Linked DNA regions of Homo sapiens: region 1 is linked to region 2. Evidence: read pairs that join two places in POLR2A ChIA-PET (ENCODE). Cell type or tissue: PC-9. All regions are shown on one strand. Each heading gives the region's core, and the rest is flanking DNA. Links, peaks and the distances in the headings are about the cores only. Region 1 overlaps TARS1 (threonyl-tRNA synthetase 1). Region 2 overlaps ADAMTS12 (ADAM metallopeptidase with thrombospondin type 1 motif 12).

What was found. ChIA-PET counts read pairs that join two places held together with the same protein. Peaks named below come from ENCODE experiments on the same cell type or tissue, not always from the same donor. Only the 100,000 strongest peaks of a DNase experiment are listed, where the experiment ranks them.
Region 1: POLR2A ChIA-PET joins it to region 2 with 10 read pairs; 2 of 35 experiments call an interaction of 5 or more read pairs at or near these places.

Annotation. Positions count from the first base shown.
Region 1 is chr5:33,463,736-33,479,255 of GRCh38, reverse strand. TARS1 (threonyl-tRNA synthetase 1) reads right to left here. Exons shown (of 19, transcript NM_152295.5): 17 at 15,431-15,503; 18 at 12,271-12,385; 19 at 11,170-11,696. The coding sequence ends at 11,548. Among named protein-coding and RNA genes, the nearest start is that of TARS1, 31 kb to the right of the region's middle. In PC-9, for the core only: CTCF peaks have their summits at 8,304 and 8,504 (motif pointing left); no DNase peak of the experiment used is centred there.
Region 2 is chr5:33,807,999-33,823,518 of GRCh38, reverse strand. All of the region lies in intron 2 of ADAMTS12 (ADAM metallopeptidase with thrombospondin type 1 motif 12), which reads left to right. Among named protein-coding and RNA genes, the nearest start is that of ADAMTS12, 76 kb to the left of the region's middle. In PC-9, for the core only: no CTCF peak of the experiment used is centred there; a DNase peak (open chromatin) is centred at 6,128; H3K27ac peaks cover 2,448 bases.

The DNA of each region.
Region 1 (15,520 bases), core at 4,964-12,963, 350 kb after region 2:
AAACATTACCTAATAGGAAAAGTTGTGGAGTATTTTCTTGGAAAGAGAATGACTTTTAAATTTCAAGAAATAAGTGACAATTAGAGGCTAAAGCCCAGGAGGAGGGAAAATAAGCCCTATTTCCAGTTCTAGCAAAGATAATTTTTTAGTGGCTTAGGTAAGAAGCTGTGCCCTGATTGTAGCCACCAGCTTAGAGAAATGAGCACTGATAAGTGCTAGGAAACGTTAGGCATATGAAATTCAAATGTGCTAACAAAAGTAAAATGTGTTCCCTTTAGAATTTGTGGACTAGAATGTATGTAGCAGACTTTATTCCAAATCAACAGATTAAATATACCAATGTGAACACCACCTTATATATTAAATAATTAACTTTAAAATTTTAAATTAATATTCCATCAAGGTATCTGCATTTCTCACATAAAACAGTAGCTCTCTAACTTCAAAGAGTGGAAGAAATTACTTAAGAAGCTTGTTAAAACATATATATTCTAGACTCCCTCTCCTCCATTGATTTTTTTAGGTCAGAGATCAGCCTAGGATTTTAATGAGAATTCCAGGTGATTTAGAAATGGTGTTATAAAGGCTAATCTTTGAAAAACAAACACTTATGAAGAAGAGTCTGACCTCTGCCCAATCACTCTCTCTTCCCCCACCAAAAAAAAAAAAAAAAAAAAAAACCCTCAAGACAACTTATTCAAGCAAACTTCCCAGTTAGCTGCACATTGAATTAATACTCAGTGACTAATTTAATATCACATACCCATTTCCAGAGCCATGAACACAGTAACAATTGTAACTTCCCAGAGTTGAATTTTTTTGAAAGTAATTATTTATTACAAGAAGCTTAATAGTAAATTAGCTTAGGGTGGTACTCTGGTTCTGTGATGTCTGAGTACACGCATGTAAATCAAATGCATTAATATATTAAATTTCAGTCTCCTGGATTTCTGCGTATGGGATAATGTAAGGGGAATAGATGTTGGTCATGCTTTTTGGTTACTCAATAGTTTTTGAGCTCTGTTCCTACTGTAAAGGTAAAGAACGTACCATCCCAAAATATGCAAAATTGGTATATTGATTATTTCAAGTTGAAAACATTAAAGAAATTGTAGTTTCAGAGAGAGCTAGCTGACTGTGTCTTCCTGCAGGCAGCAAGCCATGAAGGGGTACACTTCTTATACCAGGGTGAGAAAATAGCTCTTATCACCAGACTGGGAACTGGGCACTGCAATAGACCTGAATAAATATACTTATAGAAATAATCCTTATCTTCCACTAGTTTCACACACACCCACACTCACATATTTTGTAGTGACTTCCCTGGAAATTTGCTGCTCCAGGCCAGGCGCAGTGGCTCATGCCTGTAATCCCAGCACTCTGGGAGGCTGAGGTGGGTGGATCACAAGGTCAGGAGTTCAAGACCAGTCTGATCAACATGGTGAAACCCCGTCCCTACTGAAAATACAAAATTAGCAGGGCATGGTGGTGCGTGCCTGTAATCACAGCTACTCGGGAGGCTGAGGCAGGAGAATCACTTGAACCCAGGAGGCGGAGGTTGCAGTGAGCCGAGGTCGTGTCACTGCACACCAGCCTGGGTGACAGAGCGAGACTCTGTCTCAAGAAAAAAAAAAAAAAAAGAAATTTGCTGCTCCTAGCCAGACCCCCTTTGTTCTGTCATTGCTTCTCAAATTTATCATTCTTCGTCTAAAAAGTATAAAAGCATTTTTCTTTGACCACTTCTTCAGACTTCACTCTCTTGTGAAAATCTCCATCTATAATTGCCTGACAGGTTCTTCCTGCCCACTGCACAGACAAAACCAATTCACGAAGACCATAATATTGCTGTAGAGAAAGAGTTTTATCATTGCAGAGCTAGCCAAGAATGACTAGAGTTATTAATATTACTCAAATCAGTCTCCTTGAGAACTCAGAGGATAGGGTTTTTAGGGCTAATTTGGTGGGCAGCGGGCTAGGGAACCAGTGCCACTGATTGGCTGGAAATGAAATCATAGGGGTGTGGAAAATGATTCTCCTGTGTGGAGTCAGCCTTTGGGTGAGGGCCACAGGACTGGCTGAGTCATGAGTCCCAGGTCCGGCTGGGGTCAGTTGGCTACCAGAATGCGAAAGTCTGAAAAAAATCTCAAAAGATCAATCTTAGGTTCTACAATAGTGATGTTATCTATAGGAGCAATTGGGGAAGTCTTGAATCTTGTGACCTCTGGCCACTTGACTCTCAAGCAGTAATGGATTACAGAAACTGTTCCTACCAGAATCCTAGCAGAATTCAGGCTCCTCCCATAATCCTAATTTCATGGCCTTTCATTAGTTTACAAAGGTGGCTTTGGTTCCTAAGCAAGTAGGGAGTTAGTTTTAGGGAGGGACTATTATCATCCTTGCCTCAAAGTTAAGCTATAAACTAAATTCCTCCCATGGCTAGCTTGGCCTACACCCGGGAATGAGTTAGAACAGTCAGCCTGTGAGCCTAGAAACAAAACAGAGTCAACTTTGCTAGACTTCTCTCGCTGTCATAATTTTTGCAAAGGTGGTTTCCACATACATGTAAAGCTAATAAAATTTACGTGCTTTTCTCTTGTTAATCTGCCTGGTATTAATTTGATTTCTAGACCCAGCTAAAAAGCCCACTAAGACCTAAAAGGGATCCCCTAAACTACATTTGGGGAATTTCCCCCATTATTCATCTTCTCTTCAAGATGGAAGCCTTCCACCAACTTCCCTTAAAACTAGTGCACAAGGAGCATTATTTTCACTGGGAAGAAGAAGGTACTGGGCGAGTCCAGTCAGCAGAGAGATGCGGCTGGATCATGATGGAGATGCCAGCTTTCATAGGCAGCATTGGCAAAGACGTGAAGGCAGAGAGAGTTGCCAAATGCAACACAGAGTATCTTTGGTCTTTGGCAAGCACCATTTGAATTGTGTGGTGAGAGCTGAAGTCAGAATATCAGGGACACAGAATACACTGGAATAGAAAAGATGTTGGTACTTTTAGGTTTATAGGTAGAAAGCAATTAGGGAAGAAGTTGATGATATATAGGGGATAACTGTTGAATCAGGTATGGGAGCAGATGAAAATAATAGCATTACTTTTTGTATACTTTATATAAGGCCCACTGATTGCTATTACTGATTCAATGAAAGAGGTATGTATTTGTCCATTCTCACATTGCTATAAAGAACTGCTCAAGACTGGTTAATTTATATAGAAAAGAGGTTTGATTGACTCACAGTTACGCATGGCTGGGGAGGCCTCAGGAAACTTACAATCATGGTGGAAGGCAAAGGGGAAGCAAGGCACATCTTACGTGGTGGCAGGAGGAAGAGAGAACAAAGAGGAAGTACTCTACACTTTCAAACAACCATCTCTCGTGAGAACTAACTCACTATAACAAGAACAGCAAGGGAGAAATCCACCCGCATGATCCAATCGCCTCCCACCTGGCCCTTCCTCCAACACTAGGAATTACAATTCCACCTGAGATTTGGGTAGGGACACAGAGCAAAACCATATCAAGGTTTTATTCACATTTTATGGGTAAGTAAAGAGGTTCAGAGAAATTAAATGGTGGGTTATCCAACTAAGAAGAGACAGAATAGCAACTCAACTGGCTCCAAAGCTCATTACCTTGGTTCTATATCAGAGGATCGAGAGGTCCAGTAGAATGGTTGGACTTAAAAGGAGGGAGAAGACCTCATTTACTGGAGGGAAGGAGGGAAACACTAATACAAGTTTCTAGATTTAATGAAGTAGGAGGAAAGCAAACAGTCAGCTGATAGTGCAGGGAGTAGACGAAAAGTGAAGTGACATTTGAAAATATAAAGTTATGTGCTTTCTATAGGCTCTTAGGGAAATTCAATCTTGGGGAGACGTAGGTATCTGAAGAACGTAGTGACAGTTACTGAGGGACTTGAGGGACTAGATAAGGAAACTACATATAGAGATAAATTATGGTGCAGCTGAAGCTGGAGATAACAAATTGGAAGTAGCTCCAGTTCTTAAAATTCTAGACTGTTTTCTCTAACAGTGCTCAGTCTCTTAACTGTAGAATTTGGAGAAACATTCAGCATTTGTTCAATGAATCAAGCAGGACATGGATGCATGGAAATTGGGATTACTGGAAAAAGAGGTTTATAAGTGATTGGCCATGGAAATTAAGGCTTATTGAGGAAGAGAAACAAAAGGGGGACAGGGCAGGAGACAATCAGGGGTGGAAGGTTGGGGAACAAAGGAATTAAAAGACCAGACATGGCAGAGGACTTTTGATATGGTTTGGCTGTGTCCCCACCCAAATTTCATCTTGAATTGTAGCTCCTATAATCCCCACATCATGGGAGGAACCCTGTGGGAGGTAATTGAATCATGGGGGTGGTTACCTTTATGCTGTTCTCATGATAGTGAGTGAGTTTTCACAAGATCTAATGGTTTTATAAGAGGCTTTTCCATCTTTTGCTCATTTTTCTTCTTCCTGCTGCCATGTGAAGAAGGACGTGTTTGCTTCCCCTTCCACCATGATTCTTAAGTGTCTTGAGGCTTCCCCAGCCCTGCGGAACTGTGAGTCAATTAAACCTCTTTGCTTTATAAATTACTCAGTCTCCGATGTTTATTCATAGCAGCATGAGAATGGACTAATACAACTTTTTAAAATTTTAATTTCCAATTTTTTTTAGAGACAGGATCTCTGTTGCCCAGGCTGGAGTGCAGAGGTGCAATCATAGCTCACTATACCCTGGAACTCCTAGGCTCAACCAATCCCCCCACCTCAGTGGCCTGAGAAGCTGGGACTACAGGCGGGAGCCACCAGGCCCAGCTGTGGCAGAGGAGTTTCAACCCTGTTTGCTCAAAATTAATCTTGAAACAAAGACAGAAGAAGTTGTCCATCTTTGGACCAGAAATCTGACCACAGTAATTCAGTGAAGTTGGCTTTTATTTCTGTCATACAAAAATGCAGAATTAGGCAGTCCAGGTAGATTCAGTGCATCCACCACATTATCAATAATCCAAACTCTTTCTATCATCCTGTTCTCCACTAACCTGTGGTTTTCATTTTCATGGTCACCTTGTAGTTGCAAGATGGCTGCCGGATTGCCTTCTAAGCAAAAAGAGGAAGAAAGGCAAAGAAGGGCAAATAAAGGGCAAAAATTTATTCCATTTAGTAAGCTTTCCAAGAAACACTACCCAGGGACTTCCACTCCTATCTCACTGGCCAAATCTATCTCACGGGTGCTCCTAGGGCACACTGTCTTCCTCAACTAAATCTGAGTGCAAGAAGAAGTTAGTGGAGCAATAAGCAGTCTGACATGCCAGGAGACATTTGTAACCCCAAACCACAATCTCTGAAGATTGCCAACAAAAAGAGTCAAACTCTGTAAAATATTTGAAGAGACTTATTCTGAGCCAAATATGAGTGACCCTGGCCCAAAACACAGCCCCCAGAGATCTTAAGAACATGTACCCAAGGTAGTCAGGCTACAGCTTGATTTTATACATCTTAGGGAGACATAAGACATCAATCAATACATGTAAGATGTACATTGGTTCAGTATGGAAAGAGAGGACAATGCCAGATGAGGGCTTGCAGGCTATATATGATTTAAAGATTTTCTGATTGGCAATTGGTTGAAAGAGTTATTATCTAAAAACCTGGAATCAATAGAAATGAGTGTCTGGATTACGATAAGGGGTTGTGGAGACCAAGGTCCTTCTTATGTATAATAGACAAAGCCTCCAGGTAGCAGGCTTCAGAGAGAATAGATGGCAAAATTTTCTTTTAAGATTTAAAAAGGTGCCAGACTCTTAATTAATTCTCTCTGGGATTAAAGACTTGGAAAGGGAAGGGGATTCTCTGTAGAATGTAGATTTTCCCTTATCAGACAGTTCTGCAGGGCCATCTGAAAATATGTCAAAGAAATATATATTTTTAGGGTAAAATAATCTCTTTCAGGGCCTGCTGTCATGTTGGTATCTTATTGCTAGAAAAACTGTTTTGTCAGTCGTTAAGGTCTCTGTTTTAATGTTAATGCAGGTCAGTTGTGCCTGAATTCCAAAGGGAGGTGGGTACAATCAGGCATGTCTGAACTGCCTTCCCATTATGGCCTGAACTCGTTTTTTAGGTTAACTTTGGAAGGCCCTTGGCTGAGAGGAGGGGTCCATTCAGTTGATTGGGGGGCTTAGAATTTTATTTTTGGTTTATAAGATGGAAAGTGAATGGGGTATCAGAAAATGATGCAATAGACAGAGTGAAGGTCAAATTTAAGCACCTGCAAATGGCAGGAGGGGTAACAACAACTAGCAAGGCTATTTGCCCTCAAGGCATGCTTACAATATGAAAGAGACCAAAATATCAATAAACAAACTTAAAAGAAATAAAAATGCAGCATGCTGAATAAAACTTCAATGTGATTAAAATGAATGCTCTAAGGAAATAAATCCAATCCAAGTAACCAAAACAGGATACATTGATATATAAACAGAAACACTGAAAACTTAAAAAAGAAATACAGGTGAAAAAATTTAAAAACACAATAGAAGAATAAATGGGAAGAGAAAGTTAAGAAAATATCCCTTAAAATAGAACACCTAAATAATAGAAGGCCCATTAAGGAGAGAACAAGGTAGGGAAGGAAACCACCAAAGACTAAATACAAAAGTATTTAGAACTGAAAGATCCAGGTCTCCAGAATGAAGACTGCTCACCACGACGGAAGGCAAAAGACTGACACAGTCATGAAATTTTAGAATATTAGGCCCAAGAAAAGACATCTAAATCTTTCAGAGAAAAAAAATGACTGGTGGCATACAAAGGTATGAAAATAAAAACGGCTTCCTCATAAAAACACAGGAAGGCAGAGGAAAATGGGGGCAATTTCTTCCAAATGTTAAGAAAAAAAGTCATTGTGTTGCCAAGGCTGGTCTTGAACTCCTAGCCTCAAGCAATCCTCCTCCTTCAGCCTCCCAAAGTTCTGGGATTATAGGCATGAGCCACTGTACCCAGCCACAAAGAAAACATTTTACTGTATTATTTATTTATTTTTCAAACAGGGTCTTGCGCCCAGGCTGGAGTACAGAGGCATGATCTCAGCTCATTGCCACCTCCACCTCCTGGTTCCAAGCAATCCTCTCACCTCAGTCTCCTGAATAGCTGGGACTACAGGTGCATGCTACCATGCCCGGCTAATTTTTTATATTTTTGGTAGAGACGGGGTTTTGCCATGTTGCCCAGGCTGGTCTCGAACTCCTGAGCTCATGCAATTTGCCCACCGTGGCCTCCCAAGGTGCTGGGATTACAGAAGTGAACCATTACACCCAGCCAAAGAAAACATTTTTTATTTTTTATTTTTGAGACAGGGTCTCACTCTGTCACCCAGGCTGGAGTGAAGTGGCACAATCTCGGCTCACTGCAACTTCTGCCTCCTAGGTCCAAGCGATTCTCCTGCCTCAGCCTCCCAAGTAGCTGGGGTTACAGACATGCGCCACCATGGCCTGGCTAATTTTTATATTTTGCGTAGAGACGAGGAATCACCACGTTGGCCAGGCTGGTCTTGAACTCCTGGCCTCAAGTGATCCACCCACTTTGGTCTCCCAAAGTGCTGGGATTACAGACACGAGCCACCATGCCTGGCCTAAAGAAAACATTTTAAAAGAAAAGAATGATTATTAACTCCAATAACTCATACAGAAAAGTACTTTAAAAAAAAGTAATCATAGAATACAATACTACGTGGCTTATTAGAGCATAATATTTATGGTCATAATAACAAAGGCACCTAATATGGATTTCACAAAAAATTGAGATATGACATCATAAGGATGGAGGGAAGAAATAGATTGTGAAATAAATTCCTCATTTTCTGAAACAGGAAGTCAAGAGAGGGGTTCTAAGAGTAATGAAAAAAGAGACAGCAACAATCAGGCATAGTGGCTCACTCCTGCAATCTCAACTATGTTGGGGGCTGAAGTGGGAAGATCATTTGAGGCCAGGAGTTCAAGACTAGCCTGGGCAACGCAGTGAGATCCCATCTCTATAAATAAAAAGTCAAAAAAATTAGCCAGGCATGGTGGTATATACCTGTAGTCCCAGCTACTTGGGAGGCTGAGGCAGGAGGACTGCTTGAGCTAAGGAGTTTGACGCTGCAGTGAGCTATGAGCCACCACACTGTGGCCTGGGCATCGCTATTAAAAATAATGAGATTGCAATAGTATTTAGAAATAGGAAAAGAGATATACACTGGTGTGTCTGAAAGTGGTTGCCTCAGCAAGAGGAAGAGAGATGGAGGTCAAAAGGACAAAAAGTTGGTTTCCTTATAAGCCTTTTTTCCCTATTTTTTATTTTTTATTTTTTTTTTAGGCAGAACAGAATAAGGACAGTCAGAGTGGGAATGACGGCCTTCTATTCAAAGTGTGTTTCTCAACATCAACTGGGAGCTTGTTAATACAGTGTCTCCAATCCAGCCCAGACCTACAGAATCAGCCTGCATTTTAACGCCATCTCCTGGTGATTCATATGGCCATTGTAATTTGAGAAGCATTTGTCTAGTAGTCACAGTGCAGGGGGCCTGAGATAAGGTGCAGGTGTCTATCGCTGTAGTAAAGGTGAGGAACTGAAGCAAGATTCATGAAGTACACAAGATTCTGAACTCAGCCCATCATTTGAGGTAACTTCACCCTTTACCCTTATACCTTCTTAACATCACTGCTGTATTTCTGGCAAGCCTTAATCTTGTTTCTCAAATTTCCTGCCCTGGTCATCACTTTTTTCACCATCTGGTTTGAGTTTTACCTCTCTACTTCGCAAAATCTATCTTTACAGATTTTGTCACGTGGCAGTTGCAGGTATTATTGTTCTCAAATTGTTCCTGTTTATTTAATTATCAAGACCATATAACTCACAATAGACTAGATGCTCAAGAAAGCTTAGCAATTGGGTTCTTTCAAATCTTCAAGTTATATGCCAGAACTGATGCATGAAGAACTGTAAGCAGATCAGTCTCCACTGTCCAGGAAAGGGAGGAAAACAAAATTACAGATAAGAACTTAGATGGCGTAAACCCACAATTATAGTAGCTCTTAGAGAGTGGTCCTGGGTGTGGTAGCTCTCACCTGTAATCACAGCACTTTGTGGGGCTGAGGCAGCAAGACTGCTTGAACCCACGAGTTTGAGACCAGCCTGGGCAACATAGTAGGAACCTCATCTCTACAAAAAATAAAACAAAAAAAAAATTAGCCAAGTGTGGTGGCATGCACCTGTAGTCCCAGCTACACGGGAGGCTGCCGTGGGAGGACCACTTGAATCCGGGAGTTTAAAGCAGCAGTGCGCCCTGACTGTGCCACTGCTCTCCAGCTTTGGTGACAGAGCAAGACCCTGTCTCAAAAAAAAAAAAAAAAAAAACCCCACACAAGAACCCTCCCATCAAGACAGTGGCCCTCTAATGATTCCACTAGAAGTGAGGACTAAGCTAAGTAGGTGTTAGTTAGATCAAGAGAAACCTTTGATTTCCAGTCCCACTAAACTATGTCTTTATTACACTTTTTTATCCCAAGTTTTGAAAGATTTATAAAGCTTCTCTAAATGTTGAGTCTGGTTTAAGTATAAAATTAAGTTTCTTTCAGACACATAAAAATTACAACTCTATCACAAAAGTTAATTTTAAAGCTGTTCAGAAGCAAGGCTTAATTATAAAGTTTCAAAAGAAAAGCCCTCTATGATTAAAGATCTTAGCTCCTTTATTAAAGTGAAAATTAATCTATGCAAATTAGCTTCTCTTTGAAGTGACCCTTGTGTATTAGTCAGGGTTCTCCAGAGAGACAGAATAGGATATATGTATATATGAAAGGAAATTTAGTAAGAATTGACTCACACAAGCACACGGTGAAGTCCCACGATAGGCTGTCTGCAAGCTAAGGAGCAAGGAAGCCAGTAGTGGTTCAGTCCGAGTCCAAGCCTCAAAAGCAGGGAAGCCGACAGTGCCATCTCCAGTCAATGGCCAAAGGCCAGAAGGCCCCTGGCAAACCACGGGTATAAGTCCAAGAGTCCAAAAGCTGAAGAACCTGGAGTCTGATGTCCAAGGGCAGGAATCATCCAGCACAGGAGAAAGATGAAAGCCAGAAGACTCAGCAAGCCAACTTAATCCCACTTTCTTCCACCCGCTTTGTTCTAGCTGCACTGGCAGCCGACTGGATGGTGCCCACGCACACAGAGGGTGTGTCTGCCTCTCCCAGGCCACTGACTCAAATGTCAATCTCTCTGGCAACACCCTCACAGACACACCCAGAAACAATAAAGGCATCCTTTAATCCAATCAAGTTGACACTTAGTATTAACCATCACACCTTGCAAACAAGCTATTTGAGATTATAGCACTGACAAGATGTTGCTTTTTAGGCTGGGCGTGGTGGCTCACACCTGTAATCCCAGCACTTTGGGAGACTGAGGCAGGTGGGTCTCTTTTATCCAGGAGTTTGATACCAGCCTGGGCAACATGATGAAACCATCTCTATAGAAAATACAAACATCAGCCAGGCATGGTGGCACATGTCTTTAGTCCCACCTACTTGGGAGGCTGAGGTTGCAGTGAGCCGAGATCATGGCACCACACTCCAGCCTGGGGGACAAAGGATCTTGTCTCAAAAAAAATTAAAAAAAAGATGTTACTTTTAAAATATCATTCTAACAAGGAGGAATTAGTATTTATCCACATAAGAAATTATTTACTTTGTGCTGTCCTTTCAATCACCATTTATTGGTAGAAGATTTTGAAAATGATCCCTTATGAGAAAATAGGGAATTTGTAAACCAAGTGATTCTATGGTCCAGAACAGTCTGCCATAAACAGATATTTCTCTGAAGATTCACGTTTTATCTTAAACATTTGTGCAAATCTACTCTGTAATAGATCCATGGTAGTTTTTGTTTGAAAAGGTGTCCATCCAACATTAAGTAAAAATGACACTCCCAAAAGTGTTTATCCTCTGAGAAGCCAGCACCCAGCTCACACCCAGTTTATGAATAGCATTATGATGCTGCAGACCTACCCCGTCTCCATCCACCCTGCATTATATTTGCTGTAAAACTGTAAAGATAAATACTGAACCACATTATCTGTCTCAGGCATGTATGTGTACATGTGAGGGACAGAGCAGTCTTGAAACTTATGTGAATAAATTTTTTTTTTATTTTTACACCATAATCCAATTCTAGTTATCTTAATTGAATTTGAAAACTTTTTCAATTGCATTAAATTTACAAAAAAGTTCTCCCACATTACACTAAAGCATTCCTCATGTTTCACTTCCAGTACTCAGATACTGAATGAGTAAAATCATTTTATTGGCTCTCTTTTAATTAACTCCTTCAAATGCACATTGTTTAAAAACTGACTAGGTCAAAAATAGTTACGCCTGCAGGTTGACCTATTCAGACTTTGCCAAACTCCTCCAAGTTCAATATAAATTGACGTTTTCAGAGTACAAAGTCAATTTTACGGAAACGCTGTTCCTCCTTTTCCATGGAGCCAATCTGGGTAATTTTTTCATTAAAATTCTTCTTCTGCCTGTTTGCTGCGGAACTCTTTGAGCTGCTGTAGCCGCTCGATAGTTTCAGAAATGGTGCGTTCCCCGTGGACCTTATTGTCTCTTGTGCGGATATTAACAGTGCCACTGATTTTCTCTTTTTCACCAACAACTAAAACAAACACACAAAGCTTTGTCAGACTTAATCTAAAGATATGGAAGAATTCACACTGAACATCTGAAAAGAAATGATCCTAGGACCCAAAACCTACCCCATAGCTTCTGATACATTAAAAGGTACAAGTGACCATGTGTTGATATTTAAAAGAAACTCTTTGCAATATCTAAAACTACTGTGCTTATGGAGTCAATCTAGACAACGTAACAACCAAATAATAAAACCCCAAACATCATGAATATCTTTTTTCAAGTAATCCCACATAAGGCATTATCTTGAGAAAGTAATCCAATAGATGTGTTTAAAAGCAATGCGTCTTCATTCTTGTTATAATAGCAAAATATTTTCTCACAGACATCCATGATTTAAGTGAAAAAAAAAAAAACCCAGTATGTATGCATGAGCCTATTTTTATAGTTATTATATATTAAAATATATAATAGAAAAAAAATCAGGACTGGAAGGAACTAAATAAATTCTTGATTACAATTCACTTAAACCTGTCTCAAGGTTTCAGTAGATTTTCCTGAGGTGTGGCAAATTTTCTTTGGTAAGTTTCCATTCTTACCTAAAATGAAGTTATACTGTGCTAACTGTGCATTTCGAATCTTTTTATTCAATGTACAGCCTGGATCCAGATCAATGTCTGCCATGAATTTGGCATCGTGGAATTGTTGTCGTACCTATTGTAACAGAGATACAGAATTTGTCAGATCTAAAATCAGAATTATATTTTGATCTCACATGATTTTACTGAACACAGGGATCAGGACTTCTTGGATGAACTTCCAGGAATTTAAAGCTGGCAAAACTGTCTTAGATAATATTATTCACTGCCATTATTCCCCCCTCAAAAAGGCCAGCTCCTCTTTATTACCTCAGGTCATGTGTATTAAGTAAACAATGTTTTCAGTATTCTTTTCCAAAAAAGCAATAAACTAGATTACAATTTATTAATTTTACATTAACTAGATTAAACTTCCCATTAACCTGATAACATATTAACATGACAAAAAGACCTAAATGAACAATTTTATTTCACTATCATTTCATATGAACCTCAGATTACAGATGTGAAAAATATCACACGATCAACACCTGAAAGAAATGATCTTCAACTGAATAAATCTTAACTTCTGAGTATCAGAAAGTTTTTTTTTTTAATCAGGTTATCAGAGGCATTAGTCCCTTAACTTTAAAATAGAATAATATTTAATAGTCTAAAAGTAATTTAGATTAGAACAAATTAACAATGAGTATAAAAAATGTTTCTGTTCAGCCTGCTATGAGAGTTGGGCATTTTACATTCAAATCACCCCACACGTGGCAGAAAACTGTTTCCTTACAGTGGCCATTAACCCAAAGGAAGAACAGGAAAGTTGGAGGACGCTGGTGTTCCTTCCTCATCTCTGCCATAGAGACAGTACCATTGGGCTTTCACGCAAAGCCATGTGAGCAGTGACGGCCTATCCTCTTTTTGTAGACGCAGAAGTTACACTGTCTACTAGCAGAATCACCATCACAATTCCACCCAGACCTCTTAGAAGGGTCAGAGTTTCTGGAAATCCTGGTCAGAAAGCAGAATGAATTTTTCCAGGAAAACATCTTAAGTACAGCTGAAGGTGAAATAGTAACTATCATACTCTACTTAAGTATCATGAGTAAAACCAGCAATCTCTGGTTGACCTGGGTGACGAAATATTTCTTTCAATTTTTGATTGAAAAAGATTCTAAATGATCTACAACACATTCATTTCTCAAATGCGAGTTATGTGTAAACCAAGGGTTATTTATGTATGTCAAATGTTTATTTCTATAAGGCATACTTTTTGAAACAATCTAAGTGACTTTGCCTATACTGTGCACAAGTCTTAGCATTTTAACTAGATTTTTAAGCCACAGTGATCACGAACCAATTAACCTGTTGACATTTTATTACACCCATTTCAGAAGGGTTGTTACAGAATTTTAGAATGCCAAGATAGGTCTACATCTTCAACTTATAACTACTTTAAAGAATAAGGCATCAGTTTCTTCATTTTTCTCAACATGGGTCCTGTGTGTGCACGTGAGATGGGCAATTCTGCAGTTGGGGAAGTGGCCTGATAATTACAGGGTGTTTAACATGTCTGCTCTATAGTTATTAGGTATCAGGAGTACTGCCCTGTCTTCTCTCCCCGCAAAAGAAAAGCTTACCACCACATAATCTGGAATGCCACCTACCCGCAAAGGGAAATGGGGAAGTCAGTGCTGTCTCCAGTTGAGAACTCAGTTAACCAATACAGAACTTCTTCCTACTGTGTGAGTTTTCACATACAAATAAGACAAAGTGCACTCAACCATGGAACATAACTTTGATTGTCATCATTTGTAACTAAAACTACTGAGTGCAGTAACAGGAATAGTCTGAATGGTTTATCTATTAGATGGTTTAGTGTTCACTTCATTTTTTTTATTTATTTATTTGTTTTTATTTATTTATTTTTTTGAGATGGAGTCTTGCTCTGTCACCCAGGCTGGAGTGCAGTGGCATGATCTTGGCTCACTGCAAGCTCCGCCTCCTGGGTTCATTCCATTCTCCTGCCTCAGCCTCCTGAGTAGCTGGGACTACAGGTGCCCGCCACTGCGCCCAGCTAATTTTTTGTATTTTTTAGTAGAGACGGGGTTTCACCATGGTCTTGATCTCCTGACCTCGTGATCCACCCGCCTCGGCCTCCCAAAGTGCTGGGATTACAGGCGTGAGCCACCACGCCTGGCCCACTTCAGTTTTTTTTTAAGAGATGGGGTCTCACTATGTTGCTCAGGCTGGAATGCAGTGGCTACTCACAAGCACAATCATCACACCCTGAACCCTCAAAGATCCTCCTGCCTCAAGCTCCTAAGTAGCTGGGACTACAGGTATGCATCTCCATGCTCAAGTTCATTTATTTCTTAAGGGTAATTAAGAACTGAGTGTGGTTTATTCTGATGGTCTGAAGACATGATGGTTTTGATGTTACAGTATTGTTCACTCATCAACTTTTAATAATTTGAAATTCCTTAGTATGGAATTTTCACTATGGCAGAACAATGCTTTAAAGTGAAGTTATGAATGGCTATACATTTGTTGGTAAGTTAGTTTTTTTGGTAGAGAGGCAAGACATTGGTCTGCTATACTATTAACCTGAAAAAATTTCAACTACCTGAAGAAATTTACATTAAAATGAAGCAAAATTACTCACTGAGTCAAAGAGCAGCCTAAACTGTATTTTGAACGGGAATTTACCTACCATACTGAAGTACCTGATATCTGCTAATCTGGTTTTTTAAAATACTAAATACTAAAATATACAAGTGTAACTGGGTATGGTGGCTCCTGCCTGTAGTCACTGCTACTCGGGAGGCCAAGGTGGGAGGACTGCGTGAGCCCAGGAGTTTGAGGTTACAGTGAGCCATGACTGTACTACTGCACTCCAGTTGGGGCAAGAGAAAGATCCCATCTCTTAAAACAAATACAATAAAATATACAAGTGTACATAAAACACTATCCAAATATGTCTTCTGATTATGGAATCATGGAGAAAAGCATTAAAGAAGTAATATAATCTATTCAGGCTTAACAAAGATTAAAAATAGTAACATTTCTCTTTATCACAACAGCTCGATTCACCAAGAATACAGGGCTTATGTGATTTGAAAAGCTGAACAACAGATGTTAAATTGAAAGAAAATTCATATCTAAGGCTTACCTTTTGGGCATATTCATCACAGGTTGGTCCCACTGGAACTACCATTACCTGGCGAGGGGACAGCCAAAAGGGCCTTTGGAAGAGAATAAA
Region 2 (15,520 bases), core at 2,941-10,940:
TAAGACCAACATGTGGTAGTCACCATTGATCATTATATTTGTACCTTGTTTGCTAGTGGTTGAAGGATGTTGTTTCTCTTGTGAATAACTACATAAAAAAGAGAGGATAACAAAAGATATGCCTAGGGTGTTAAATGTGTGACAAAGACGGGAGAAGGCATAATTCGTTGTGAAAGTGAAGATCATTCCTGCTTCTAAGTATAAAGCATGTGCCAATTTTGAAAGAATAACAGCCAGTGTGCTTCACTCATTCATGTTACCAGTTTGGCCCTGAAGGCAATTGAGCTTGCCACCCAGGGAGAAAAGCTCTCAGTTGTGTATAATTAAGTATCAGAATAGATAATGCAGTCAATATTATGGGCAGTCCAAAGGAGGGCTTTGTATTTTTTGTATTTCTTTTCTTTTTCTTTCTTTTTTTTTTTTTTTTAGAAATGGGGTCTTCCTCTGTCACCCAGGTTGGAGTGAAGTGGTGTGATCATAGCTCACTGCAGCCTCAAGCTGCCGGGCTCCAAGGATCCTCCCACCTCAGCCTCCCAAGTAGCTGGGACTATGGTGTGCACCATCACATCTGGCTAATTTTTTAATTCTTCTATTTGTAGAGTTGGAGTCTTGCCAAGTTGCCAGGCTGATCTTGAACTCCTGGCCTCAAGCAATCCTCCCACCTTGGCCCCCCAAAGTGCTGGGATTACAGGCGTGAGCCACCATTCCCGGCCTATATTTTTCTTGAGCTGTGCAATGATGTTTTTTATTTTTCTTTAGAATCATGATTTTATTTTTTATTTAAATTTTTTAGTAAGAAGAGTACTCCTTTTAAATACCAATTAATTTTGCAGATCTCCTGCATGATAATAGTAATAATCATAGTATCTTTTAATTTGTGGACCAAGAAAATATATATGTGCACATGGATTTGAGGATTCTTTTAAATTTTGCTGCAACCCACCAGCCATTTGCAGGTGATAAGTTGAAAAACACTTGATGTCTATAAGTTCACTTTTTATTGGTAATTAAGGAACTTTTGGAGAACACCATGGAGATTAAAGAGGTCTTATAGAAAATATAACCCAATTTCCTCATTTGCAGATGAGGAAACTGAGGCCCAATAAAAAGTGAATGAGATCACAGAACTAAAGCCAGAACTAAAGTCTTCCTCCCAGGGCTGTGCTTGCATGCTCTGTGTCCAAGTGGGCAATTATACGTCCCCAGGGTGAGGTTGGCCACTTAGAGAGCTTTCAGAAGTGAATTTTCTACTCAGTGTTAGAGACCAAATGGAGCATCATGTGGCTTTTCATTTTCAAGGCATTAAAATAAAAGAAATCAGGATTTAAGGCATTTCCCCAGCATGGAAGGGAGAAATAGGATCTCTCAATTGTGGAACATGGAATATTCCATGGTGATAAGTTGTAGATTCCAAGGATAGAGAGGAGACCAGGAGTGAGGGAAAAATATAGTAGTTATTTTTCATAAACAATATTATAGAGGACATTTGTAAAAACAAAACAGAATGTGACTTGAAGATGCCTAAATCTTGATTAAACACGTGGAAGAGTAAGTTTTACTATTTTAGTCTAGACAGAAGGTAGACAGTTTCAGGAAATCTAAAATTCATCAGTTCTAAATGAAGAGCTGGAATGTAGTAATCAGTGACTTGGTTGGCAGAGAAACATTATTATACTGAAAACCTTTCATTAAGAGGATTGAAAGGGTGATGTTGGGTAATTAACATCTGTATAGCAAGTTCACAGCTAGAGAAGGGAAGTAGCTTCATGTATTTGATAAAAATGTGACTTGGAGTAGCTAAGCAACAGGAATGATTTTTTTAAATTTAAAATTGTAAGTAAAATGTGTTGCCTTATATATTTCAATTATGTTAAAGCTAACAACGAGTACTTAGAGAGTGGGGAGATGCCTCAGTCACGTACTGCTGGTTGGAAAAGATCGTGACAAGAGTGTTCAGAGGGCAATTTCTTAATGCAGATCAAAATAAAAATTTGTATGACCTAAAACATTATAATTTCATTTCTAGGATTTTATTTCCAGTATATCCACTATAAATCAGTGACTGGGATGATTACAACAGTATTGGCTATAATAACGAAATACATAAATTGGAAACAAACTAAATGCCAAAAAATAGAGAAATGCCCAACAATTGGCGTATCTTCATACAGTGGAAAATTATGCAGTCACTCCCAGTACTTGGGAAGATTATTTGAAAGTAAATAAAGGAATTCATAAGATTGCTAAATATGAAAAGCAATACATGATATGACTCAAAATTTTACATTATAATGATTATAGATATAAATGTAGTAAAACTATAAGAATGTCATTAATGGTCATTACTGGTGTTATGATCATGTGAGATGATGATGATGATTGTTATTATTTTAACTTTTAGGTTCTGTGGTACAAGTGCAGGTTTGTTACACAGGTAGACTTGTGTCATGAAGGTTTGTTGTACAAATTATTTCACGACCCAGGTATTAAGGGTAGTACCCATTAGTTATTTTTCCTGATCCTCTCCCTCCTCTCACACTCCACCCTCTGAAAGGCCGCAGTGTATGTTGTTTTCCTCTATGTGTCCATGTGTTTTCATCATTTAGCTCCCACTCATAGGTGAGAACATGCCGTATTTGGTTTTCTGTTCATGCATTACTTTGCTAAGGATAACAGCCTCCAGCTCCATCCATGTCCTTGCAAAGGACATGATCTTGTTCTTTTTCATGCTGCATAATATTCTATGGTGCATATGCACCACATTTTCTTATCTAGTCTATCATTGATGGGCATTTAGGTTGTCTATGTCTTTGTTATTGTGAATAGGATCGCATGAGATTATTCTCCTGATCTATATTTTCCAAATTTTTTTTTATATATTAAGCTATAGCAATATATAGTTTAGTAATTAAAAAACCCAACTCCATAATCAAACAGAAATTTCTTCTCTCAGTCAAAACCGACTTCAGTTCTACTGGCTACAGAACAGTTTATTATCTCCTCTACCAATAAACTGTTTATCAGTTGTCTTTAGATGTTGTGCAAATGCCACTCATAGTCTAATAAACATATGTTAAAAGATCTGTATAAAGTTCTTCTAAGAGGTCCAGGATAGGAAATGCAAAAGCATACTTAAAAGCAAATAATGCAGGTGGTGCTTTTAACATATTCCAACATGATAACAACTTGATTATTGTTGGCAGTTTGCTTTATGTTTAATTTAAATCTGTTGCTCTTCATTTCAAAGATAAAATTCCCCCTGCAAAGAGCAAAATCCTAGTATTTTACTTTGATTGCTCCCAAATAATTCTGTGATTTCAATTTTTGATTGAAAACATCTAAACAGTGCTAGAATTTGAAGGAACATTTGAAATTATATAACCCAGTCCCTATTTACAGGTGGCACAGCTGAAACCTGGAGAAATAAAGTGATTTTTCCAAGGCCACAGTTAGCCAGTTCCAGAGACTCCTAAATAAATGTCAGCCACTCACCATGCCCAACAATACCTAGAAGGGCTTGCATGTGTCCTTCAACAGCAGAAAAGAAACCAATTGTTACCAGATAATCACAAATACAAAATGGCAGCAAGAGGATGGAGAATATTCCTTTTCCCTTCCGAGATGGCCAACTTTTAGCTCCCCATGGGTACTGTGAGCTGCTTCTTTCCTTGGTCTCCTGCCTCTTTCCTTTTACTGCCTCTTTGTCCTTCTCATCTAGGTTGAGGTAGGAAGTCCATCACTGATGGCCCCCAGATGAGATGGCTCCTTAGTCCTTACTACAGGAAGTGTTTGGGTATCTCAGATTCTTCTGAGTGGATCGTTTATAATGTCCATGCTTCCCAAAGTAATACACAGACTTAACACAATTCCTATGAAAATTTCAATGGTGTTCTTCACAGAACTAGAAAAAGAATCCTAAAATTTGTATAGAACCATGCAAAAAACAAAAACAAAAACAAAAACAAACTGCAAATAGCTAAAGCAAAACCGAGAAAGATAAACAAAGTTGGAGGCATCACATGTCGAAATTTAAAATTATAGTACAAAGCTACAGTAATCAAAACAGTATGATACTGGCATAAAAACAGAAACATAGACCAATGGAACAAATCAGAGTGCCTAGAAATAAATCCTAACCAACTAATTTTTAACAAGGGCATCAAGAGGACACAATGAAAAAAGAATAGTCTCTTAAATAAATGATGCTGAGAAAACTAGATTTCCACTGACAAAATAATGAAATTTGATTTTACATCATACAAAAAATTCAAATGGTTAAAAGATCTAAATGTAAAACTTAAAACCATAAAACTCATGGAAGATAACATAAGGAAAATGCTCCTTGAACATTGGCCTTGGCAATGACTTTTTTTGGATATCACACCAAAAGCTCAGGCTACAAAAGCAAAAATAAATAAATAGGACCACATCAAAGTACAAAGCTTTGCACAGCAAAGGAAACAATCAACAAAATGAAAAGGCAACCTACATACTGGGAAAAAAATTTGTAAACTATATAACTGATAAGAGGTTAATATCTAAAATTTATTTAAAAATTCTTACAACTCAATAGCAGAAAACAAAATAATTTGATTAAAAAATAAGAAAAGGACTTGAATAGATATTTCTTAATAGAAGACATACAAATAACTAACAGTTATATGAAAAAGTACTGAACATCACTAATCATCAAGGAAATGCAAATTAAAATCACTATGAGATATCACCTCACACTGGTAAGTTTGGCTATTACCAAAAAGACAAGAGATAACCAACGTTGGTGAGGGTGTGGAGCAAAGGGTACCCTAGTACACCATTGGTGGAAATGTAGATTGGTACAGCCATTATGGAAAACAATGGAAAACAATATGGAGATTCCTAAAGAAATTAAAAATAGAACTAACATGTGACCCAGCAATCCCTCCTCTGAGTATACCCCAAAGAGAGGAAATCACCACCTCATACATAGATCTACACTCATGTGAATTACAGCATTACTCACAATAGCCAATATGGAAAAAACTTAAGTATCTATAAACAGACAAATGGATAAAGGAAATGTGTATATATGGAATACAATTCAGTCTTAAAAAAGAAGGAGATCCTGCCATTAGGACATTATGCTAAGTTAAGCTAGACACAGAAAGAAAAATAATTGCATGATGTCACTTATATGTGGCATATTTTTAAGAAAGAGCTTGTATACCCAGAGAATGAAACAGTGGTCATCAGGGGGATGGGGGAGAGGAAATATGGACCTGTAGGTCAAAGGATGAAAACAGCAAATATATAAGATATATATAAAATAGTTTAGAGATCTAATGTAACATGAGTACTAAAATTAATAAAATTATATAATATTAGGGATTTTTGTTGTAGAAAATAAGTAGATTTTACCTGCTCTTGTCACAACAAAGTAACTATGTGAGATGATAGATATGTTAAACTGCTTCACCACAGATTTATTTTGCTGTCTACATATATCCTATGTTGTAAACCTCAAATGTACACAGTAACATTTATTTTTAAAAAGACAAATAAATCCATACCTTGCTCTCTTTTCACATGATAAAACCTCAATGCTCTATTTATATGAAAAGGATCTTTTAAGTATCTCTATATTCTACTATGGAAAGATTTACATGATATAATGTTAAATGGAAAAGAGAAAGGTGGAGAAAAAGTCACATATTTTAAAAAATGAGATGATCAGGGACATCTGAATACTGACTGACTATTTGATAAATTAAAGAATTATGGCTAATTTCTTTAGGCGTGAAAAGAGCATTGTAGTTGTATTTTTTTTTAAAAGAGAATCTGTGTTTTTGGAGATACATACTCAAATATTTTCTGATGACATTATCTGCTGTCTGGAATTTGCCACAAAATAATCCAGGATGTGGTTTGGGGGAAGTGGGTGGGTATAGATTAAATGAGATTGTCCAAGAATTGATCATTGCTGAAAATGGGTGAGGAGTACATGGAGGTTCATTATACCATTCTATTTTTGTAATGTTTGGTATTTTCCATAATAACAATATAAAGAACTCCTATTAGGATGTTTAATGGAAAAGGCAGGAACTTGAGACCCTTGAGTATTCAGGGTTTAGAGAGGGAAGAATGAAGAGGGTGAGGAGAATTCCATTCTGTGGAATCATAAATATTTCTTGACTGACTAAATGATAAATTGCAGGTATGAATGAATTGATAACCAAACCTGATTCTTCTAATTCTAGTGCAAGGCAGTTTCCACTAAAGTTCAAGTTAATGTCTCTTGTAAAACATAGACTACTTACTACCTGTAGGTTTCAAGATTGGAGTTTCTTACTTGTTTATCCAACATTGTACCACATGCTTTGACCTTGCTGTGTGACTTATCTTTCCAAAATGGCAGAATTGAACCTTCCTTTTGTCCTCCAAGCAGCTGTTTTGTGTAGAAGTCTGATTAATATTTTTTAAGGATACAGCTTGAGTGATCAGCTCATAGACTGAGAGGCTGTTTGTTTTTCATTCTTGACCCCTGCACCCTGGAGAGGAAGCACCGTAAACTACACACTTACTGAGGGAAACAATAGTTTATGTTGCTTGGAAACTTGTTTGGAAATGTTTCAGTATCAACAGAGACCCAATATATAAAGAGCTAGAGTTGTAGGTATCTGAGGCAAAGATGAAGAAATAGGCTACTAAGTTAAAATCTGATTCAGAACAATCCTACTCACTCTTAGAACAAAATTGCTCTTCAGCTTCTCATCCTCAGTTGATGTACCCCCAGACACCCCTGTGCTTTCCTCACCTGTCATTTCCATTGGATTGTGATTCTTTTCATTCTCATTGGCTTTCTCCCACTAGCCTATACTTCACTTTTTGTAACCTCAACACATAGCACAGCACTAAGTGCATAACTGTTAAGTAGTAATTCTTGATTGGATATGTTAGATAAATGTTAATGGAATCAATAGAGGTTATAATCCTCATAGAAGCAGAGAGTAGAATGGGGGTGAAGGGAAGACTGGGGATACAGAGGCTAGCGGGTGAAGGGAAGGGAAGGGGGAGATGATGGTCAAAAGGTACAAAATCTCAGACAGGAGGAATATATATTTTTTCTTGTTTTGAATTATATTGCATACCATGGTAGATACAGTTAATAACAGAGTATTGTACATTTCAAAATTTCTAAGACAGTACATTTAAAATATTATCACAAAAACTGTTAGGTACTGCATTTGAGATGATGGATGTGTTCACTGGCTTGATTTAATTATTCCACATTGTATTCATAAATCATAACATTATTTTATACCCACAAATTTACACAATTATAAACTGTTTCATTTATAATACAAAAAAATCCTGAAGGTGAGGAAAATATAATCAGAAGACAGAAAAAGATCTGACAGGCGGTGCGCATTTTTCACCCAAGGATACTGAAACTGAGGGAGGCCCACTGACTTGCTCCTAGTCACTATGGCAGGACCAGACCTGGGTGCTCATCATCTTTCCATAGAATCACACTACTCTTTGTTTGAAGGATGGCAAATTGGCAATGAATTTGCAGACGGAGACCAGGAGGACCCATGAGAGAGCACAGGACATCCATCTGGACATTTTCTTGGTATGTGAACTGATGGATGCTGGTCCACACCAGCTGTGAAAGGAAAGAGAAGAAAGAGGGTCTCCATTAATATCATCAGAACTTTAGAGGAATCCTTCCTGGATAGTTAGAGGAGATGGAATTAGGACTGGTCCTGGATACCTTTGCGATCTGGGTAAAACTTGCCTTTCCTGCTTTCAGGACTATGCGCTCCTCTCTCCTTCATTTGCCAGGACCCCAGGATATCTGCCTTGCTCATTGTGCAACATCTTTAACGTTGATGTCCTAGCTAAGTCTGTTCCCCATAATCCTCTAAAATCTTCTTTTTTTAGCTGAGGCTTCTATAATAGAACACTGTGGAGTAGGTGACTTAAAAAACAGATATTCCTTTCTCAAAGTTCTGAAGGCTAGAAGTCTGAGATCAGGGCACCAGGATGGTCAGGTTCAGGGCAAGGGCCCTCTTTCTGGCTTGCAGGCACTGGCTGACTTCTTGCTGCATCTTCACACGGCAGAGGGAGGAAACTCTGCTGTCTCTTCATCTTATAATGGCACTAATTCAGCATAAGGGTTCTACTCACAGTGCCTCATCTAAACCTGTTAATAATTACCTCCCAAAGGCCCGGCCTCCACATACCATCACACTGGGATTGGGGCTTCAATCTATGACTTTAATGGGAACAGAAACATTCAGTTTGTAACAACTTCCCTGACCTGTGCACCAGTCTCCAAGACCCAGAGGGTGCAAGGGAAGAGATGCTAGCCTGCAAAAGTAATCAGTGCTGAGGTGTAATAGCAAATTATTTTTCCTGCATTGTTAATTTCCCCTTCATTGCACCATCTTGCTGTTATTTCTTCCATATTTAACAACAATAACAACAACAACCCTCCTTGACAAGCCCAGCACCTGAGTTGGCAACTCTGCTCCACATCTGTAACAAAACTACTGACAGTATTTGCAGCAAAATCACTGTCTCTCATTACTCCTTTTCCTATTCTTTCCTAAACTCTACGATTCGAGAATTTGTCTCCATCACTCCTCCTTTCAAGGAGTGTCTTGTCAGTTCCTCTGGTCGAGGTCACAGTAGTCCCCACATTGATAAAGCCAACAGTAAATTATCAGTCCTGAGTTGACTTATCATTGTCACTGACGCAGTTGACGTGAAGTTATTCCGTGAAGAACTTTTTCTAGTGTGCATGTTGTACACTTGCCTCTCCATTTTTCCAGTTCTTTCTTTTTCCCAGCCTCTTAATGTTGAAGGATCCTAGGATTCAGTGCCTGGGCTTCCCCTCTACTCATCTACACTTATATTCCCTGGGTGATTTCATCCAGTTCCATTGAGATTGGCTTTTCAGAAAACCAATAAACATATGATTCCCAAATTTATATCTTCATCCTAAATATCTGCTTTGGATTTCAAACTCATGTATCTAACTGCTTAATTGACTGCTCCACTTAATTGAGCTAACAGAAAATTTAAATTTAACTTATGCAAATTGAACAGAACAGTAAGTCCAGAAACAGATCTCACATGCAATCACTTAATTTAGGAGCAAGGTAATATTACAATGCAGGAAAAGGATGGCCTTTTCAATAATTGCAATGGTGAATTAGATATCTATATGGAAAAAAAGTAAATCTCAACCTCTATCTCATATCATAAGCAAAATCAGTTCCAGATGAATTTCAGGTTTTAGTATAAAAAAGAAAACCTTCCAATTTCTAGAATGTAATACAGGGGAAAATATTTATAACATTGGAGCAAGGAGCAATTCCTTCATTAAAACACTAAGATAAAGGAAAAGATTGATACATTGGATTTCATTCTAATTAAAGACATCATTAAGGGAGGGAAATAGCAAGCCACAGATTGGGAGAAAATATTTGAAGAACATACTTGCAACAAAGGATTCATATTCAGTATATGCCCCAATTTCCTGAAAATCAGTAAGAAAAGACAGAAAGCTATTTTTACTTACCTATTGCCTCATAACAAACCACCTCAAAACTTAGTGGCTTTAAAAAAGTAACCATGTTATTTTTGTAATTTGAGCAATTTGTTAGTTTTGCAATTTGGGCAGAGCTCAGGGGGCACAGCATGTCTCTGCTCCACATGGCATCAGATGAGGTGGCTTGACGGGGATTGGAGAATCCACTTCCAAGACTGGCCATTCACATGGCCCACAAATTGGTGCTGGCTGTCACTTGGGAATCCAGCTGGAGCTGTTAGCCTGAGACCTTAATTATTTTCCATATGGGCATTCCCATATGATTTGTTGAGTTTCCTTGTAGCATGGTAGCTAGGTTCTAAGTGAGAGGACACAGAAGCTGTCAGCCCTCTTCAAGGTTAGGCTCAGAACTGGCAGTGCATAATTTCTACTGTATTCTACTGATCAAAGTAGTCAATGGCTTAGCCCAGATTCAGCGGGGTGGAGAAATCTACTCCACCACTCAGAGTGTATGGGGAATGGCTGCAAAGAACTTGTAGCCATCTTTAATCAACCACAGCAATTAATTAAAAGATTCACAGACAACTTGAACAAGTACTTTGCAAAAAAAGGTTATTCAAATTACCAATAGGCATCAAAATGTGCTCACCTTGTGTTATCAGAGAAATACAAGTTGTTATCAGAGAATTACAAGATAACACTACATACCGATCCAGATGGCTAAAATGAAAAAAGCAGACAAACAAATCTGGCAGCACAACTATTGGGGAGGATGCAGAGCAATATAGACTCTTTAAATATTGCTGGTGGGACTTTAAGTTGGTGCATAACACTGGGAATCTGTTTTGCGTGATCCAGCAAGTCACCCACATGGCTGCAAGCTGGTACTGGCTATCACTTAGGAATTCAATATGAATTAGTTTTTTCTGTTTTTGAAATTCACGTAAATAGAATTATACAAAATAAACTCTTTTGTGTTTGACTTTTGCTTTGATTCTCCTTCACATGAGTCTTTCTTCCTGGCGGCCTGGGCTTCCTTATGGCATCTTGGCTAGGTTCTAAATGAAAAGATGCATTAGACATATGTATATATGGATATATACCCAGGACAGATGCACATATATGTGCGACAAAAGTATGTACAAGAGAGCTCATGGCAGCAGTATCAGTAATAGTCCAAATTGAAAACAAGCCTAATATCCATCAATAATTGAATGGATAAATGAGTTGTGATGTATTCAAACAATAGAATAATGCACAACAATGGAAAATATATGAACCATTGTTATATTTAACAATGTGGATGATTCTCACACAGTTCATACTGAATGAAAAAAGTCAAACACAAGAGTTGATATTGTGTAATTCCATTTATTTACATGAAGTCCAAAGCCAGGCAAAACTAATCTATGTTTATGAATGTCAGAATAACAGTTATCTTTGGGATAGGTGATGACCAAGAGGTGTGTGAAGGAAGCTTCTCTGTTGGACAGAATATTCTCTTTTTGATCTTGAGGTGAGTAACTTGGTATGTTCTCTGTGTACAAATTCAACGAGCTGCCCACTTAAAATGTGTTCATTTTTCGATATATTCATTTAAGCTTAAGAAACCAACTTGCCTAAAACTGAACTTCTAATTCTCCCATCAACATCTGTCCTACTCACAATCACTACTCACAGATCTTTATTTTTGAGACGGAGTCTTGCTCTGTCACCCAGGCTGGAGTGCAGTTGCACCACTATGGCTCACTCCAGCCTTGACTCCCTGGGCTCAAGTGATTTTCCCATCTCAGCCTCCCAAGTAGCTGGGACCACAGGCACATATCACCAAGACTGGCTATTTTTGTTTTTTTAATTTGTAGAAACGAGGTCTTTCTTTATTGCCCAGGCTAGTCTCAAACTCCTGGGCTCAAGCAATCCACCTGCCTTGGCCTCCCAAAGTGCTGGGATTATAGGCTTGAGACACCACACCAAGCTGCTGACAAATCTTTGAGTTAGTGGCTTCCCTATCGTTTATGTCATCCCTGACTTCACTCTCTCTTCCTCTCACCTCCCAAGTTCATCTGTAAATCTGGCTGGCTCTGCCTTCAGCACGGGTGTAGATTCCAACCACTCTCTCCTCCTCCACCAGAACCGTCCTGGTCCAGGACACCTTGTTGGCTCACCTGGGTTAATGCCATCATCTCCTACCTGGTTTCTCAGCTTCTACTTTATTTCCCTACAGGCTATTCTTGGTGCCACAGTCAGATGTCCACTCAAAACACAAGGCATTTTATGGCCTCCTCCAGTGGCATCCATCTCACTCAGAGTAAAAGTCAAAAGCCCTTACTGCAACGTATGGGGCCCTGGAGGATATGGCCCCATTTTCTCTCTAGTCTCCTTGAATCCTTTCTCCTCTAGCCATTCTGGTCCTCTGGTTCCTTGAACACAGTAAGCATGCTCTCCCCAGAGGGCCTTTGCCCTTCTTGTTCCATTTCCTCTTCCTGACCACTTTTCTCCCAGATATTGGCATGACGATCACCCCTTTTAAGTCTTTTCAGACATCACCTTCTCAGTGAGACTTGCTGTGACCATCCTAATTGAAGTCATCCTTCCCCTGCACTCCCTTGCCATGCTTTGGATTTCACCTTTGCACTGACTACCTTCTAAAAAACTATATATATTTTCCTAGTTTAATATGTTTATTATCTGTTTTTCCCCTTTATACAGACTCCCTGGGGGATTTTGAAGCAATTTAAAGTTTGGGAAGCTCTAGTGTTGATCATCCTGGTGACAAAGTGCTCTTACATTTCATTATTGAATTTGATATTACTCTATGAGTTGGCACAGTACGTACTATTAGCCCCCATGTTTTTGTTGTTGTTGCTTAACAGATGCAGAAACTAGTGCGTAGAGTCCAAGATCACGAGCAGGGCCAAGACTTATATTTTGGTCTTCAAGGAGTTGGCTCCAAGGCCAGTACTTTTCCTGCCATGACACGTCATCCCCCACATCAAACAGCTGTAACTAAAAGGCAGATGATACACTGGAGAGAACCCAGCAAAGAGGTGGGACAAGGAGCACAGGGAGTGACCAGGACTTAATTTAGATATGAAGCAAGATGGCTGAGGAGTGTATGGACATGAATGTGACAGAGCCTGGCTAAGGGATAACTGGCCCATTGTCTCCAGGGGCCATTGTTGAGTCAAGTAAAGATAGGCTTGGCTTTATTCTGAGTCCTGAGACAAGAAGTGGGGCAGAAGAAAGACTTTTCCCCTCAATTTTAGGGCAAAATTCCTGGATGATGCTGTCATATCCCTTGTTTTGCTGGTACTCACAGAACTCTTAGGGCTCTCAGCTATCCCAGGGATTCACATGAGAATCAAGTCTAGATTTCTAGAAATTACTTCACTTTTTTTGTACTCTTTTCCACAACTCCCCTTCTAATCAGGTTTGAAATTGCTTACAATAAAAGACACATATTGAATAGGACCAATAGTACAAACAAAAAAGATAAATAGCGTATGTGGGGGTATGGGGTGTAATAAGCCAAAAAAGCTTTTTGCATGGATTTACTGCAATTGGAACATTTACTTCTGATCATCCTGGAAGTGGAAGAGAAAATGAAACGTAGTTGTTATGCCTGATTAAAACTTGCCCCACATTTGGTTATGTGAACATGGGATTTTTAGAGGGATACAATCCAAGAGGAACCTATCTCAAAAATCCTCTTGAAAGGACATTAAATTCATGACTGGATTTTTATTTTTACAGGCCTATTTTCTAGCATTTTTTTCTGCTACCAGATGAGTGTTCTGTTTACCCAGTAGCGTTCTCTAGACAGTAAAATGCATTATGTTTTGGCCAGGGGCTTTCAGGGAGGAGTATTTGCATTGCAGGACCACTTTTGTGCTTTCACTCCTGCCTCTCCCCTGAGCACTCTTAGGACTCTGTAATTCAGCATTTTCCAGTGGATCATATTTTCAGTGCTTCTAATCTGTTTTTTTTTTTTTTTTTTCTGTTAAACTTCTTAAGGATTAAAATGCCTTTTACTTCTTTGGTACTCCAGTGCTAAGCCCCTGTATGATTCTCCCTCTCTCCTCTTTCACCCCCACCCCCAGTCTCTACTAAAGAATTGGTACTGCCTCCCATCTGCCTGGAACTCTGTCTCTCCAGCATGCTCCACGTCTTTACTAAAATGTCACATTCCCAGTGAGCCTGACCCTGACTATCATATTTGAAATTGCACCTCCATCCCCACCCACAGCAGCCTTTTCTTTTTGCCCTAGAACCCCTTACCTCTTAAGTGACCACTACTTATTTATGTCTTTTGCTTATTGTGTGTCTCCTCCTGCTGGAATGCAAGATCCATAAGGCCATATTGCAGGGAGTAGTGACTGATAATTTTCAGAAGTGATGAGAGGCTCAATCCTCAGATTGAAGAAGTCATCCCAAGTCGAATAAATAAACATAAATCTAGGTGCATCACAACACAATTAGAACACAACAAAGATAGATAAAAATTTTGAAAGTAATCAGAGGGATTGAGAAGTTTCTTAAAAACAAATATTAGACTGTTATAAAATTTCTCATTAGCAATAATAGAAGCCACAAGACAAGAAAATATCTTCAAAGCATTTGGGGGCGGGATGGGAGGAGTGGAAAGTAAGTGTCAATGTAGAATTCTGAATCTGCTAAACTCTTGCTACTCAAACTGTGGTCCAAGGACCGGCAGCACCAGAATCACCTGGAAGTGAGTAAGAAATGCAGAATCTATCCCAGACCTACTGCATCATGGTCTGCAGTTTAACAGGATCCCTGGTGTTTTAAATGCTCATTACAGTTTGAGAATCCCTGATGAAGTGAACTATCATTCAAAGTGAGACCAAAACAAAAACAATTTCAAGCAAAGAACAAAAGAGAGCTTTGCGGAAAAATTACTTCAATAAGAAAAAGAATGGAATCCATAGGAGAGAAGCGGGATGTGGAAAGCAAAGAAATGGATAAATGTGGGTAACCCTAAAGAATTGAAGACATAATCCTTGCCTTCAGGAAGTTTATCATAGTGCTGAGAAGAGGAAACCAAAACACACAGGAAACAGAGGGTCAAGGGGCACCCTGAAAGTAGTCACGGAAACTAGATTCTAGTCCGGAATTGGCTATCTTTTTGTTTGTGTAACTTTAAGGAAGACTTTTAATCTCCTTGGGCCTCAGTTTCTTCATCTGTGAAAGGAGTTTATCTAGATCAGTGGTTTCCAAGCTTTTTTGACCCTGACCTAATAAGAAAAACATTTTATATCTGTACCCAGTTCTTTCATATGAATGTATGTAAATAGACATGCTTATACAAATTATGCTTTCCCTTTTTATATGCAATGCACTCTGATATCTTCTATTCGATTTCCTTTATGCATTTGCTGGTGTAGTGTTGATTTTAAAGAGACAAAACCAAAGATTTGCTGAAGTTATTTTTGGTTCTAACTGTACACAATTTTATTCTAACCGTATGCAATTCATTCCTATAATACCTCTAGATAACTGGTTCTCAAACTTGACTACACATTAGAATCTCCTGTTTTTGTTTTGTTTTAATTACTGATGCCTGTGTTCCACCACAGAGATACTGATTTAATTGGCATGGGGCATAACGGAGATCAGAATTTTTAAAAGCTTCCCAGGGAGTCCAAGGCTGAGCCAAGTTTGAGAACCACTGTTGACAGAGACTCCATACACCAAAGGCATCTCTGCAACTGGAAATAGCTTTTCCCAGGCCCTGCTCCCCACAGCCATTTCAGAAAACTGCACTAGTGTATGTAAAGACACATACTTCTCTAATTCCTTCTGACTACACCGAAGAGAAGTCCTTCTTTCTGTACGCGGCTCGTGCTTTCCCTTCCCTTGAGCCTTTGATCCCGTTGTTTCTCCTTCCTTGAGAACTTTGAAGAATCACTTACCACCTTTCTGTCCTTCATTTTCACCGTGTCCTCTACTGCTAACTTCATC